Linked DNA regions of Homo sapiens: region 1 is linked to region 2. Evidence: chromatin contacts called from ENCODE Hi-C or POLR2A ChIA-PET data. All regions are on one chromosome and are shown on one strand. The core of a region is the stretch at or near the end of the contact, and the rest is flanking DNA. Distances in the headings are between cores, read along the strand shown.

The links. Hi-C counts contacts between places; a loop is a spot of excess contacts on that map. ChIA-PET counts read pairs that join two places held with the same protein, here RNA polymerase II (POLR2A). Pooled maps may share reads with other maps.
Region 1: a loop to region 2 is called in a map of naive thymus-derived CD4-positive, alpha-beta T cell, with 27 times the contacts of the local background. The contact joins the promoter of RDH13 here to the promoter of HSPBP1 in region 2. A Hi-C loop is called at or near these places in 1 of 168 maps with a recorded cell type or tissue (naive thymus-derived CD4-positive, alpha-beta T cell), 2 of 37 single-sample maps with no recorded cell type and 8 of 50 pooled maps. POLR2A ChIA-PET finds 5 or more read pairs at or near these places in 2 of 52 experiments (HEK293 and WTC11).

What each region holds. Positions count from the first base shown.
Region 1 is chr19:55,059,475-55,066,151 of GRCh38, forward strand. It overlaps RDH13 (retinol dehydrogenase 13), which reads right to left and starts at 3,674. Exons shown (of 7, transcript NM_001145971.2): 1 at 3,494-3,674. The coding sequence starts at 3,558. RefSeq lists an enhancer at 2,017-2,984.
Region 2 is chr19:55,276,152-55,282,501 of GRCh38, forward strand. It overlaps HSPBP1 (HSPA (Hsp70) binding protein 1), which reads right to left and starts at 3,959. Exons shown (of 8, transcript NM_012267.5): 1 at 3,884-3,959; 2 at 3,248-3,551; 3 at 1,491-1,695. The coding sequence starts at 3,457. RefSeq lists enhancers at 89-198, 1,550-2,050, 3,832-3,971 and a silencer at 4,092-4,321.

The DNA of each region.
Region 1 (6,677 bases), core at 2,424-4,923, 220 kb before region 2:
TCAGCAAGTGACAGTCATTATTTTATAAATGCTCACTGCATGAGATTCCCGGCCAGGTGAGGGGGCTTGCACCTGTAATCCCAGCACTTTGGGAGGCCAAAGTTTTGGGGGTGGGGGGGGGCGGGGGCGGATCACTTGAGGTCAGGAGTTCGAGTCCAGCCTGGCAAACATGGCGAGACCCCGTCTCTACTTAAAATACAAAAATTAGCCAGATGTGTAGGGAAAAGAGAGATTAGACTGTTACTGTGTCTATATAGAAAGGAAAGACATAAGAGACTCCATTTTGAAAAAGACCTGTACTTTGAACAATTGCTTTGCTGAGATGTTGTTAATTTGTAGCTTTGACCCAGCCACTTTGACCCAATCTGGAGCTCACAAAAACCTGTGTTGTATGAAATCAAGGTTTAAGGGATCTAGGGCTGTGCAGGAAGTGCCTTGTTAACACAATGTTTCCAAGCAGTATACTTGGTAAAAGTCATCGCCAGTCTCTAGTCTCAATAAACCAGGGGCACGATGCACTGCAGAAAGCTGCAGGGACCTCTGCCCTTGAACACAGAGTATTGTCCAAGGTTTCTCCCCGTGGGATAGTCTGAAATATGGCCTCGTGGGATGAGAAAGACCTGACCGTCCCCCAGCCCAACACCCGTAAAGGGTCTGTGCTGAGGTGGATTGGTAAAAGAGGAAAGCCTCTTGCAGTTGAGAGAGAGGAAGGCCACTGTCTCCTGCCTGACCCTGGGAACTGAATGTCTCGGTATAAAACCTGATTGTACATTTGTTCAATTCTGAGACAGGAGAAAAGCCGCCCTATGGCGGGAGGCGAGACATGTTTACAGCAATGCTGCCTTGTTATTCTTTACTCCGCTGAGATGTTTGGGTGGAGAGAAACATCAATCTGGCCTACGTGCACGTCCAGGCATAGTACCTTCCCTTGAACTTAATTATGTCATAGATTCTTTTGCTCACATGGTTTTTGCTGACCTCATTATCACCCTGCTCTCCTACTACATTCCTTTTTGCTGAAATAATGAAGATAATAATCAGTAAAAACTGAGGGAACTCAGAGGCCGGTGCCGGTGCAGGTCCTTGGTATGCTGAGCGCCGGTCCCCTGGGCCCACTGTTGTTTCTCTATACTTTGTGTCTTATTTCTTTTCTCAGTCTCTCGTCCCACCCAACTAGAAATACCCACAGGTGTGGAGGGGCAGGCCACCCCTTCACAGGCGTGGTGGTGCACACCTGTAATCTCAGCTACTCAGGGGGCTGAGGCACGAGAATTGCTTGAACCTGGAAGGCGGAGGTTGCAGTGAGTCGAAATGGTGCCAGCCTGGGCAACAGAGCGAGACTCTGTCTCAAAAAAATTTAAATTTAAATTTAAAATGCCCGCTGCACGAGATTCCCAAGGCTGCTGTACGCATTACCACAGACTTAGTGGCTTAAAACCACATAAGTGCATCCTCCTCCAGTTCGGCAGGTCAAGAGTCCAAAACATGTCTCACTGGAATAAATCAAGGTATTGGTAGAGTCAGGTTCCTTCTGGAGGCTCTAGGGAAGAATCCACTTCCAGCTCCTACAGACCGCCACATTCCTCCACTCTTGGCCCCGCCTCCATCTTCAACCTGCATCCTCACTGGAACCTCTCCTTTATTTATTTATTTATTTACTTATTTATTTTTGAGACAGAGTCTCGCTCTGTCGCCCAGGCTGGAGTGCAGTGGCTCAATCTCAGCTCACTGTAACCTTCGCCTCACAGGTTCAAGCGATTCTCCTGCCTTAGCCTCCTGAGTGGCTGGGATTACAGGCACATGCCACCACACCTGGCTAATTTCTTTTGTATTTTTAGTAGAGACAGAGTTTTACCACGTTGGTCAGGCTGGTCTCGAACTCCTGACCTTGTGATCCGCCTGCCTTGGCCTCCCAAAGTGCTGCGATTACAGGCGTGAGCCACCACACCCAACAACCTCTCCTTCTATCTTCCATCTCCCCTCTGACTGAGCCTCCTGCTCCCTCTTATAAGGACCCTATAAGACTACAAGGCAGGACCGGCACAGTGCCTCACACCTGTAATCCCAGCACTTTGGGAGGCCAAGACAGGAGGATCACTTGAGGTCAGGAGTTCGAGACCAGCCATGGCCAACATGCTGACACCCCATCTCTACTAAAAATACAAAAATTAGCAGGGCTTGGTGGTGCACGCCTGTAGAGTCAGCTACTCGGGAGGCTGAAGTGGGAGGACCACCTGAGCCCAGGGAGGGTGAGGCTGCAGTGAGCTGTGACAGCATGACTGCACTCCAGCCTGGGTGACAGAGAGACCCTGTCTCCAAAAAAAAAAAAAGACTACATGATAATCATAAGATCCTTCACTTGGCCGGGCACGGTGGCTCACGCCTGTAACCCCAGCACTTTGGGAGGCCAAGGTGGCCAGATCCCCTTTGGTCGGGAGCTCAAGACCAGCCTGACCAACATGGAGAAACCTCGTCTCTACTAAAAATACAAAATTAGACAGGCGTGGTGGCACATGCCTGTAATCCCAGCTACTCAGGAGGCTGAGGCCGGACAATCGCTTGAACCCGGGAGGTGGAGGTTGTGGTGAGCCGAGGTCGTGCCATTGCACTCCAGCCTGGGCAACAACAGCGAAACTCTGTCTCAAAAAAAAAAAAGATGCTTCACTTAACACATCAGCGAGAACCTCTGACACGTGAGGTAATGTCGTCACACCTTCCGAGGATTAGGACGTGGACCCCTCTACGGAGTCACGACTCTGCCCACCACACCCATGTCCCACAGAGGCTAACGCTGGCAACAAGATAGTGTCCAGCAACAGGAGGCTGAGCAGGTAAACAGCACTGCACCCACAGGAGAGAAGGGCACCATGCAATACAGTGGCCACCAGCCACAGAGGCTAATTTTTAAGAAAGTTTAAATTAAGTAGGCTGGGCGAGGTGGCTCACGTCTGTAATCCCAGCACTTTGGAGGCCGAGGCAGGCGGATCACCTGAGGGCAGGTGTTTGAGACCAGCCTGGCCAACATGGCAAAACCCCGTCTCTGCGAAAAATACAAAAATTAGCCGGGCGTGGTGGCGCACGTGTGATCTCAGCTCCTGGGGACGCCAAGGTGGGAGGATCACCTGAGCCCAGGAGGTCAAGGCTGCAGTGAGCCAAGATCGCGCCACTGCACTCCAGCCTGGGCGACAGAGCCAGATTCTGCCTTTAAAAATAAACGAACAAATAAATAATACAAAACAACAAAATAAAGAGTTTAAAAGTCTGGAAGGAAAGCAACATTTACAAGGGCCCAGGCTCGCCCTTCCCTCCGAGTGACCTTGGGCCGGTGACCTGGCCGGCCAGAGCGCAGGTTTGCCCCACTCCGGGCGGGCACTGCGGGTCGGGAGCTACGGGGCCTGGACCCGGGTGCGAGGGGCGGGGGTCTCCGCCGCCTTCCCGGCCCCTGCGCTGGGGGCCCGCCTTGACCGCGCACGCGGGGCTAGAATGTACTCACTTGAGCAGCACGGCGGCGCCTGCTACCGTGCCCAGCGCCGACAGCGGCAGCAGGTAGCGGCTCATGCCGGGCCGGGGACAGGCGTCAGGCGTCAGGGGTCGGCGCGGAGCTTGCTGCACACCAGCCGCCTGGGTAGCTCCGAGGAAGAGCGCGCGACGCAGCCACAGGCGAGCGGAGGCGCAGGCGCGGCTGGGCCCGCGTCCGGAACTGGGCTGCGAGGGGCGGGGCGCGGGCGGAGGGGGCGGGGATCCTAGGGACGGGACCTATGAGCATCGGTCCTGAGCGCTGTCACAGCTGGGATTGGTGGTTTCAGGAGCCTGTGGGCGTGGCTAGTCCGGGGGCGGGGCCTATGGTTTGTTCGAATGACGTCACACTTGCCGCAGCGTATAAGGCGCTACGCAGTTCTGGAGTGAAATAGGTTCGAATCCCACCACTGTCAATTCCAGACTGTGACCCTCTGTGTGTCTTTCAACTATATCAGCCTATTCCCTCATCTGGAAATGTGTGTTTACCTTCTTCATAGACTTTTGGAGATAATTTGAGAATTTCCATGCACAGAAACAAGGATCTAGTAGCCTGTGGGTACCCAAGCTCCTGGGGTCCTGCAGGAGAAGGCGGCTGGGGGCCTGGACTCCTGGGTCTGAGGGAGGAGGGGCTGGGGGCCTGGACTCCTGGGTCCAAGGGAGGAGGGGCTGGGAGCATGGACTTCTGGGTCCGAGGGAGGAGGGCCGGGTGCCTGGACTGCTGAGTCTGAGGGAGGAGGGGCTGGGGGCCTGATTCATTCCCAAATTATCAGAATCTCATCCCCATGTCTGGCCCTGCACAGAGATATCTTCCCTGAACTCTGCCTGAACTACCTTTCTTAGATTGAGTATTGCACACACTCCTGCACTTACCTGTCCATGTTTGTCACCCCCACCAAACCGGGATGCACCTCTGGGCACCTGCTTCCCCTTGCACTGCTCACAGCGAGTGTATCTGATCACCACCTCCTACCCCTGACTGTGCCTGAGGTGCCAGGAGCAGACACCGCTGGAAACAGGGAAGAATTCAACCCAATCTAACTAGGAGTAAGTTTTCTTCCTCATCAGATGAACTGTCATCTTCTTATATGAGCCCTGCCATAATGGAGATTATACAGGCAGGAAGAGCTATTTTAAGACCTTAGTCAATGGCCGGGCACGGTGGCTCACGCCTGTAATCCCAGCACTTTGGGAGGCCGAGACAGATGGATCACGAGGTCAGGAGATTGATACCAGCCTGGCCAACATGGTGAAACCCTGTCTCTACTAAAAATACAAAAATTAGCTGGATGTGGTGGCACTCACCTGTAGTCCCAGCTACTCAGGAGGCCGAAGCAGGAGCATCACTTGAACTCGGGAGGTGGAGGTTGCAGTGAGCCGAGATTGCCCTACTGCATTCCAGCCTGGCGACAGAGTGAAATTCTGTCAAAAAAAAAAAAACCTTAGGCCTGTAGACCTTAAGCTCTCACCATCTCAAACGTATTAAACCAGTTACACAATGCCAAATGCTGTATAAGAGGCACTTGGAGGAGTCAAATTCATAGAGACAGAAAACAGAGTGGTGGCTGCAGGGGGCTGGAGATGAGATTGGGAAGTCACAGGATTTGTTTTTGTTTGTTTGTTTGTTTTGTTTTGTTTTTTGAGAGACAGTCTCACTGTGTCACCCAGGCTGGAGAGCAGTGGGCGATCTCAGCTCACTGCAACCTCTGCCTCCTAGGTTCAAGCGATTCTCCTGCCTCAGCCTCCCGAGTAGCTGGGGCTACAGGCACGTGTCACCACACCCGGCTAATTTTTGTATTTTTAGTAGAGACGGGGTTTCACCATGTTGGCCAGGTTGGTCTCAAACTCCTGACCTCAGGTGATCCACCTGCCTCGGCCACCCAAAGTGCTGGGATTACAGGCATGAGCCACCGCACCCGGCCGGGAAGCTGTTTTTTAATAGATACAGAGTTTGTTTTGCAAAATAAAAAAAAGACCTGAAGGTGGACGGTGGTGATGGTTGCACAACAATGTGAATATACTTAACATCACTGAATTGTACACTTAAAATGGTTAAGATGGTACATTTTACTTTATGCATAGTTTACCAAACTAAAAATAAAGAAAAATTTTAGACTGGGCATGGTGGCTCATGCCTGTAATCCCAGCACTTTGGGAGGCCAAAGTGGAGAATAGTATGAGCCCAGGAGTTTGAGAGCGGCCTGGACAACACGGCAAAACCTTATCTCTACAAAAAATACAAAAATTAGCAGGTTTGGTGGCACGCATCTGCACCCTCAGCTACTTGGGAGGCTGAGGTGGGAGGTCTGCTTGAGCCCAGGAGGTCAAGGCTATGATGAGCTGTGATTGTGCCACTGCACCCCAGGCTGGGTGACAGAGCAAGACCCCATCTCAAAAATAATAATAATAAATGTTTACATTTAATAACATGGGCAATTGGTTCAGATGTTCATTTTCTCAACCTTGAAAAAAAAACAACACTGTTTTTCCCTGTCTTTTTCTCCTTTTCTGTAAACTGAAATCCTAATATCATTGACTTCCAGGACAGAGATCAGCAAACTTTTTCTACAAACAGCCAGATAGTAAATAATTTCAGCTTTGTGATCCACACAGTGGCTGTTGCACCTCCTCTGCCAGAGGAGCTGGGAAGCAGCCACAGATGATGTGAAAACAAGTGAGCACAGCTGTGTTCCCATAAAACTTTATTTATAAAAATAAGCAGTGCGCCACAGTTCGCCAGCTCCTGTTTGAGAGTCTCTCTCCGATGCCCAGGCTGGAGCGCAGTGATGCAATCTCAGCTCACTGCAACCTCTGCCTCCTGGGTTCAAGCGATTCTCCTGCCTCAGCCTCATGAGTAGCTGGGATTACAGGCGCTCGCCGCCACACCTGGCTGATTTTTGTATTTTTAGTAGAGACGGGGTTTCACCATGTTGGCCAGGCTGGTTTTGAACTCCAGGCTTCAGGTGATCCACCTGCCTCAGCCTCCCAAAGTGCTGGGATTACAAAGCGTGAGCCACTGCGCCCAGCTACCTGTCATTGAATTTGGAAGGATGGCATGAAGTCATTCATAACAAGGACTTAATCCATAGTAAGTGCCAGAACATTGCTGGCTGTTAATATGGTTATTATAAAGAGAACAATGCATGCATATTCCTCCTCTG
Region 2 (6,350 bases), core at 2,709-5,208:
AACATGGGCACGCCGCCTTTAGCACAATCAGCCAGACACAAAAGGTCACGTTATAATCATCTATATGAAATGTCCAGAACAGGCAAATTCATACAGCCAAAACGCTGATTAGTGGTTGCCAGGGGACCGGGGGAGGGCCGGCCTAATGGGTGCTGGGTCTCCTTTGCAGGCAATGGAAAAGTTCTGGAAATAGAGGTGGTGTTGCACAACATTCTGAATTGACTGTAAGTGGTATAAACAGTCATATGGGAGGATGTTCCCCTCAGCCCACCTTCATCAGCACTGTGCATCTTCATTAAGACAGAGAAGATACACATATATATTTATATTTATATACACAGAGAGCGCACGAGGCCAGGGAGGAAGTGGTATCTTTGGCTTTCGTTCTCATTTGATTACTAATAAGGTGTAAAATTGCTGCTGCTGTGATGATTGGACACTCAGCACAGTGCTTAGCACACAGCAGCTGCTCAACAGATATTTCCTGAACAAGCAAAAAATGAATGAAAGAGCAAAGTCGTTAAAAGCCATCCTGCGGATTGGAGCAGGAGTTCTCTGCCCGGATAAGACGGGGAGACACTGGGGAAAGGTAAGCTAGAGGGTGGCGGCTGCACTGCAGGTCTTCTCGGGGTGCTGCATGCGCTCACAGAGGAGGGCTTCCCAAACTCCGTCCAGCCCCTGTCCAAAATGAAGACACCTGACTCCCAGGCCTGACACGTTACGTTTACTCTGTGCCTGGTGTTGTGCGGGCCTGGGGGTTTCTCTCGGCCCAGCCTGCGTACAAGAGGAAGTAATCAGGACCTGCCCAAACCAGACTGCCATGTAGCAGCACAGCCTGAACTATGAACCAAGGAAGTGACACCCCAAATCCACACCCTCAATTGCTACACCACCCAACCCCTCCAAATGGAAGTGAGCTCTCCTCAAACCTTCTGTGAGCTCTGCTGCTTGGAGTAAAACAGCATTTACCTCCCCATCTGCGAGGCCCACCCCAGCGCTGTTTCCTGCGCCTGGCCCCTCACTCACTCTACTCTGCCTCAAGGGCCTGGCTGCTGTTCCTGAACACACCAGGCACACTCTGGCCTCAGGGCCTTTGCACTGGCTGTTCCTACTGTCTGGAATGCTTTTCCCAGAGATCATCCCACAACTCTCACCTCACTTCAGGTCTCTGATCAAACGTCACCCCGGGGAGGCCTTCTCTGCCACCCCACCCATGCCACTTTCCCTCTTGTACTCTGGGGAGTGGCAGTGGACACCCAGAGGACTAGGAGAGAAACAGCCATCTCAGAGCTGATCAGGGAAGTGGGGGACTCCACCTGCCATGAGGGTGAGGCAGAGCCTTGCTCCTTATGGCAATGGAGGCGAACAGGCTGATGGTGAGAAGGCAGCAGGGAGGCTGACGGTGTGAGCCCCAAGAGTAGGGGCAAGAGCTGAGAGGCAGCAGGACATGTACAGAGGGGCAGAACGTCCTGGCGGGGGAAGCGGGGTACCTGCGGCATTGTCCATGTTCTCACACAGGTCGGCCAGCAGCTCCAGGGCCCCCTCTCGCTCTTGCTGGTCGGCCGCCTGCTCGGCCTCCCCAGCAGTGGGGGGCATGGGCTGTGACAGCACTCGGAGGCAGCTCTTCATCTGCTCCACCTCCTCCCGCTGGCCTCGGAAGGCAGCCGACATGGCCTCCTGCAGCCACTGACGCCTCTGGAGACCAAGGCGAGGAGGAAAGAAGGAGATCCATCAGTCATTCATTACAAAGGAACAGCCATTAATAAAGACAGCCAACAACTGAGGGCTGATGTTCCTTCAGTCAACAAATATCGGCTGGGAGCTGTGGCTCATCCCTGTAATCCCAGCACTTTGGGAGGCCGAGGTGGGTAGACTGCCTGAGCTCAGGAGTTTGAGACCAGCCTGGGCAACATGGTGAAACCCCGTCTCTACTAAAAATACAAAAATTAGCCAGGCCTGGTGGCGTGAGCCTGTAATCCCAGCTACTCGGGAGGCTGCAGCAAAGGGAATCGCTTGAACCTGAGAGACAGAGGTTGCAGTGAGCCAAGATCAGGCCACTGCACTCCAGCCTGGGCAACACAGTGAGACTATCTCAAAGAAAAAGGAGATGAGAGCTAATACGTGACTGCTGGAATTTTTGGGGGTGAGGGAGGGGAGCAGAGGTCTCCTTAGTCACAGTTCTAAGTAAATTTGAGTGAGCTATTTAATGTTTCTGTGCCTGTTTCATGCCTCACTGTTGTAAAGGTTCAATGATATCATATATGTAAGTGGGTTAGCATAATGCTCTGTATACAGTAATTGTCGATTAAACATTATATATAATAGCTATCGCTATGAATCTGCAAAACAACTCTATGAGGTATATATCATTGTTATCCCCACTTCGCAGATGAGAAAGTTGAGTCACAGAAAGGTTGAGACTTACCCAAGGTCACACAGTCAGCAATTGGCAAAGCCTGAAATCAAACCCAAGCAGTCTAGGCTGGGCGTGCTGGCTCACATCTGTAATCTCAGCACTTTGGGAGGCCGAGGCAGGTGGATCACTTGACGCCAGGAGTTCGAGACCAGCCTGGCCAATGTAGTGAAACCCCTTCTCTACTAAAAATACGAAAATTAGCCAGGCATGGTGGCCCATGCCTCTAATCCCAGCTACTGGGGACGCTGAGGCATGAGAATTGCTTGAACCGGGAAGTCAGAGGTTGCAGTGAGCCAAGACTGCGCCTCTGCACTCCAGCCGAGACTGTGTCCTCCACCCCCAACCCTGCCCCCACCAAAAAAAAAAAAAAAAAACAGCAGTCTGACTACAGAGCCTGTGCTCTTCATGAAAACACACTGCTGCCTTCAGAAGCACTGTCTGTATGCTGGGCACTGTGTGCAGCCCTACTTAAAGTAGAACCTCAGAACTACCCTATACGGTAGTTATTATTATTATCAATTTGTAAATGAAGAACTTGAGATTCAGAAAGATGAAGTAATATACCCAAGGTCACACAGCTGGAAATGCTGAATCCAGGTTAGTCTGGCTCTGGAGAGGATATGTCCCCTCAGACTCTCTTGAGATCTGACCTTCAGTCAACGATAACCCCATCTAGCACAATTTATAGCCCACAATGCCTCCACACCTGGTTTTCTGCCTCCCACCCAAGAAGACCCTAGTCTTCTTGTGGCTCCCCAAGTCACACTTCCCAAGGCAACTCTATCTGTCCCCAGGCCCCTCACCCCAGCTTCTTGGGTCCCCATCCTTTACCTCCTCACTCATCGGTTCTGGAGGAGGGTCTGGCTCTTCAGAGCCCGCGGTGATGGCCATCTGCAGCAAGCCTTGGAGGTTGCGTGGGGGCCGGGAATTGCCCGAGCCCCCAGCCGAGGAGCCGCCGCCGCCGCCCCCTGAAGAGCAACCCTGGGAGGCCGGGGGCAGCGCCAGGGGCAGGCGGCTCCCCCTTGAGCCTTCGTCTGACATGGGCCGTTTGTGAAGAAGGGAAGAATGTGTTAGAGGGAGAAGGTGGTCACCGCTGAAGCAGCTCTGGCGTCCTGATGGGTCGATTCTTGAGGGTCTGCTGAGAAGGCGGCGTTTCAGGGGAGCTCGGCGACCCCCCATGACCCCAAACCACTCTGCCCCCAGCCCACTTAACCACAGCCCCTTTTCCTTCCTTCATACCCACAGGACCCTTCCCCAAAGTCATAAGCCTCTCCTTTCTCCCTAGCAACAGGCCCCACCCACTCTCCCTGGCAACAACCCCCCTTCCCCATCTCCACTGCGTGCGTCCCGTCTCTTAGCAACCTCACTGCTCCGCCTCCGTAGCAACAAGCCCGCCCTTTGGTCTCCTTAGCAACAAGTCTTCTCCCTCCTCTCCGAAGAGGGGCGCCGGAATAAGGCGGATCTCACCTCCCCGGGTCCTCAAGCCGCCGCTGCTCCTACAGACAAAGTCGTCCGCACCTGACTCTGCTGGGCGCCGCCATCTTAACCGGAAATACGCACGGTTTCACCCGGAAGTGCCAGGCGTACCCACCCAACTTCGTGCCGTGGTTGCGGCTGAAGCTGCTTGCCCGACTCTTATCCCCTTCTCACCTGGCGGGATACTGCACTCGGCCCCGCCCCTCCCATCCGGGCCCCGCCTCCAAGCTGGGACGCCCCTTCGTGCGGGCGCCGCCCCTTCACGCTCAAGTAGCTGGTCAAAGCCCTGCCCCTGGCCCAGTTTTCGCACCTCAGCGAGTCCCGCCCCCGATACTTTTGCAAGCTCCACCCCTCTTCTAACGTGTGCCCCGCCCCCAGGTCTGACCCCGCCCACCCTACGATTCCCGCCCCTGCTCTAGGCCTTTCAGACTCTCCCAGTTGGGCCCCGGCCCCTTTACAGGCCCCTCCCACTCATTGCTGTCAGTCATCCTTAGAAGGTTTGGGACCTCGCCCCAACTAATCTGACTTTCGCCTCCACCGGGGCCACCAACCCCATCTACAGGAGCCCTGGGGTCGCAACCGTAATGGCTGGCCTGTGAGCCTTATGCCCCCCGCAACCCCTCTCTCGGCCTCAGTTTCTCCATCTGTCAAGTGGAGCTGCGGCGTGGATCCCTCTCATCACCCAGCCTCTCCCTCATGGACTCTTCCCCATGTCCTGCCAGGTGGAGAGGAGAGGATTCTTGAGGCCTAGAGCCGGAAAGCAAAGTGCCCCAGAGCCCAGCAAGATTCAGAGCGCCAGAGGAGCCAGCTTGGTGGGGAGGCCCGAGGCCTCTGTGCTCCAGAAGTGGGGTTTAGGCCTGGGCACGTGCTGGTGCGGGCCGATCTGCAGAGGTGTTGGCCCTGGGCTGGGCTTAAAGAAACTCCCGTGTTGATCCTGGATAGGAGGCGTTTTCCTCCAGGAAAAGGTTGTGCTCAACGCAAAACGGGCACACAGTCACAAACGTATCAATCACCTGCTGGGCGTGGTTGTGCAGGGGGATATTTTGGGCAGAAACAGGAAGACCAAACAGATAGGTTGTGTGTGTATGTGTGTGTGTGTGTGTGTGTGTGTGTGTGTGTGGTGTTTCTAGCACTGTGCTGTGAGATGCATCTGGGCCTGTGGATGTGCTATTATATTAGTTTCCTATTGCTGCTGTTAACAAATTACTAAGAATGTGGTGGCTTAAAACAGCACACATTTATTATCTTGCAGTTATGGAGGGCAGAAATCCAAAATGGGTTTCACGGGGCTGAAATCAAACTGTCAGCAGGATTGCATCACTTCTGGAGGCTCTCGGGGAGAATGTTTTTCTTGCCTTTTCCAGCTTCTAGAGGCCACACTCTTTCTTTGACAGGTGGCCCCATCACCCCAAGTTCTGCTTCCACCTTCCCATCTCCATCACTGACTGCTCCTCCTGCCTCCTTCTCACAAATACTCTTGTGATTCCATCGAGCTCACCCAAATAACTGGGATAATCTCCCTATCTCAGTCACATGGGCAAAGTCCCTTCAGCCATGCAAGGTAACTTATGCACAGATCCTGGGAATTAGGACACGGACATCTATGTACAAGTCTATCAGTTTATAATACATGGCCGGGGGCAGTGGCTCAGGTCTATAATCTCAGTACTTTGGGAGGCCAAGGTGGGAGGATCACTTGAACCCAAGAGCTCGAGACCAGCCTGGGCAACATAGTGTGTCCCCAGCCCTACAAAAAAATACAAGAATTAGCCATGTGTGATGGCATCTGCTTATATCACAGCTAGGCAGGAGGCTGAGGCAGGAGGATCACTTGAGCCCAGGAGGTCGAGGCTGCAGGGAACTATGACTGCCCTACTGCACCCCAGCCTAGGCAACAGGGGGAAGACCCTGTCTCAAAAAACAAAACAAAACAAAAAAAAGAGGGTGATCATATAATTTTTCATCTATAGCAAGACATTTGAGAGCAAAAAGGGACTCAATAGTTACAGAACCAGGCCAGGTGTGGTAGCTCACGCCTGTAATCCCAGCACTTTGGGAAGCTGAGGTGGGCAAATCACAAGGTCAGGAGTTTGAGACCAGCCTGACCAACATGGTGAAACCCCATCTCTACTAAAAATACAAAAATTAGCCAGGCATGGTGGCGGGTGCCTATAATCCCAGCTACTCGGGAGGCTGAGGCAGGAGAATCGCTTGAACCCAGGATGTGGAGGTTGTAGTGAGCTGAGATTGTGCCACTGCACTCCAGCCTGGGAGACAGAGCAAGATTCCGTCTCAAAAAAAAAAAAAAAAAAAAAAAAAAAAAAAAAAAAAGGCTACAGAACCAGCCTGGCTAACAGGGTGAAACTCCATCTCTACTAAAAATACAAAAAAAGCCGGACGCCTAAAATTGTACCCTGCTCAACAGGCCCCTCTTAACCCCCTTCCCTGCTGTAGTCAC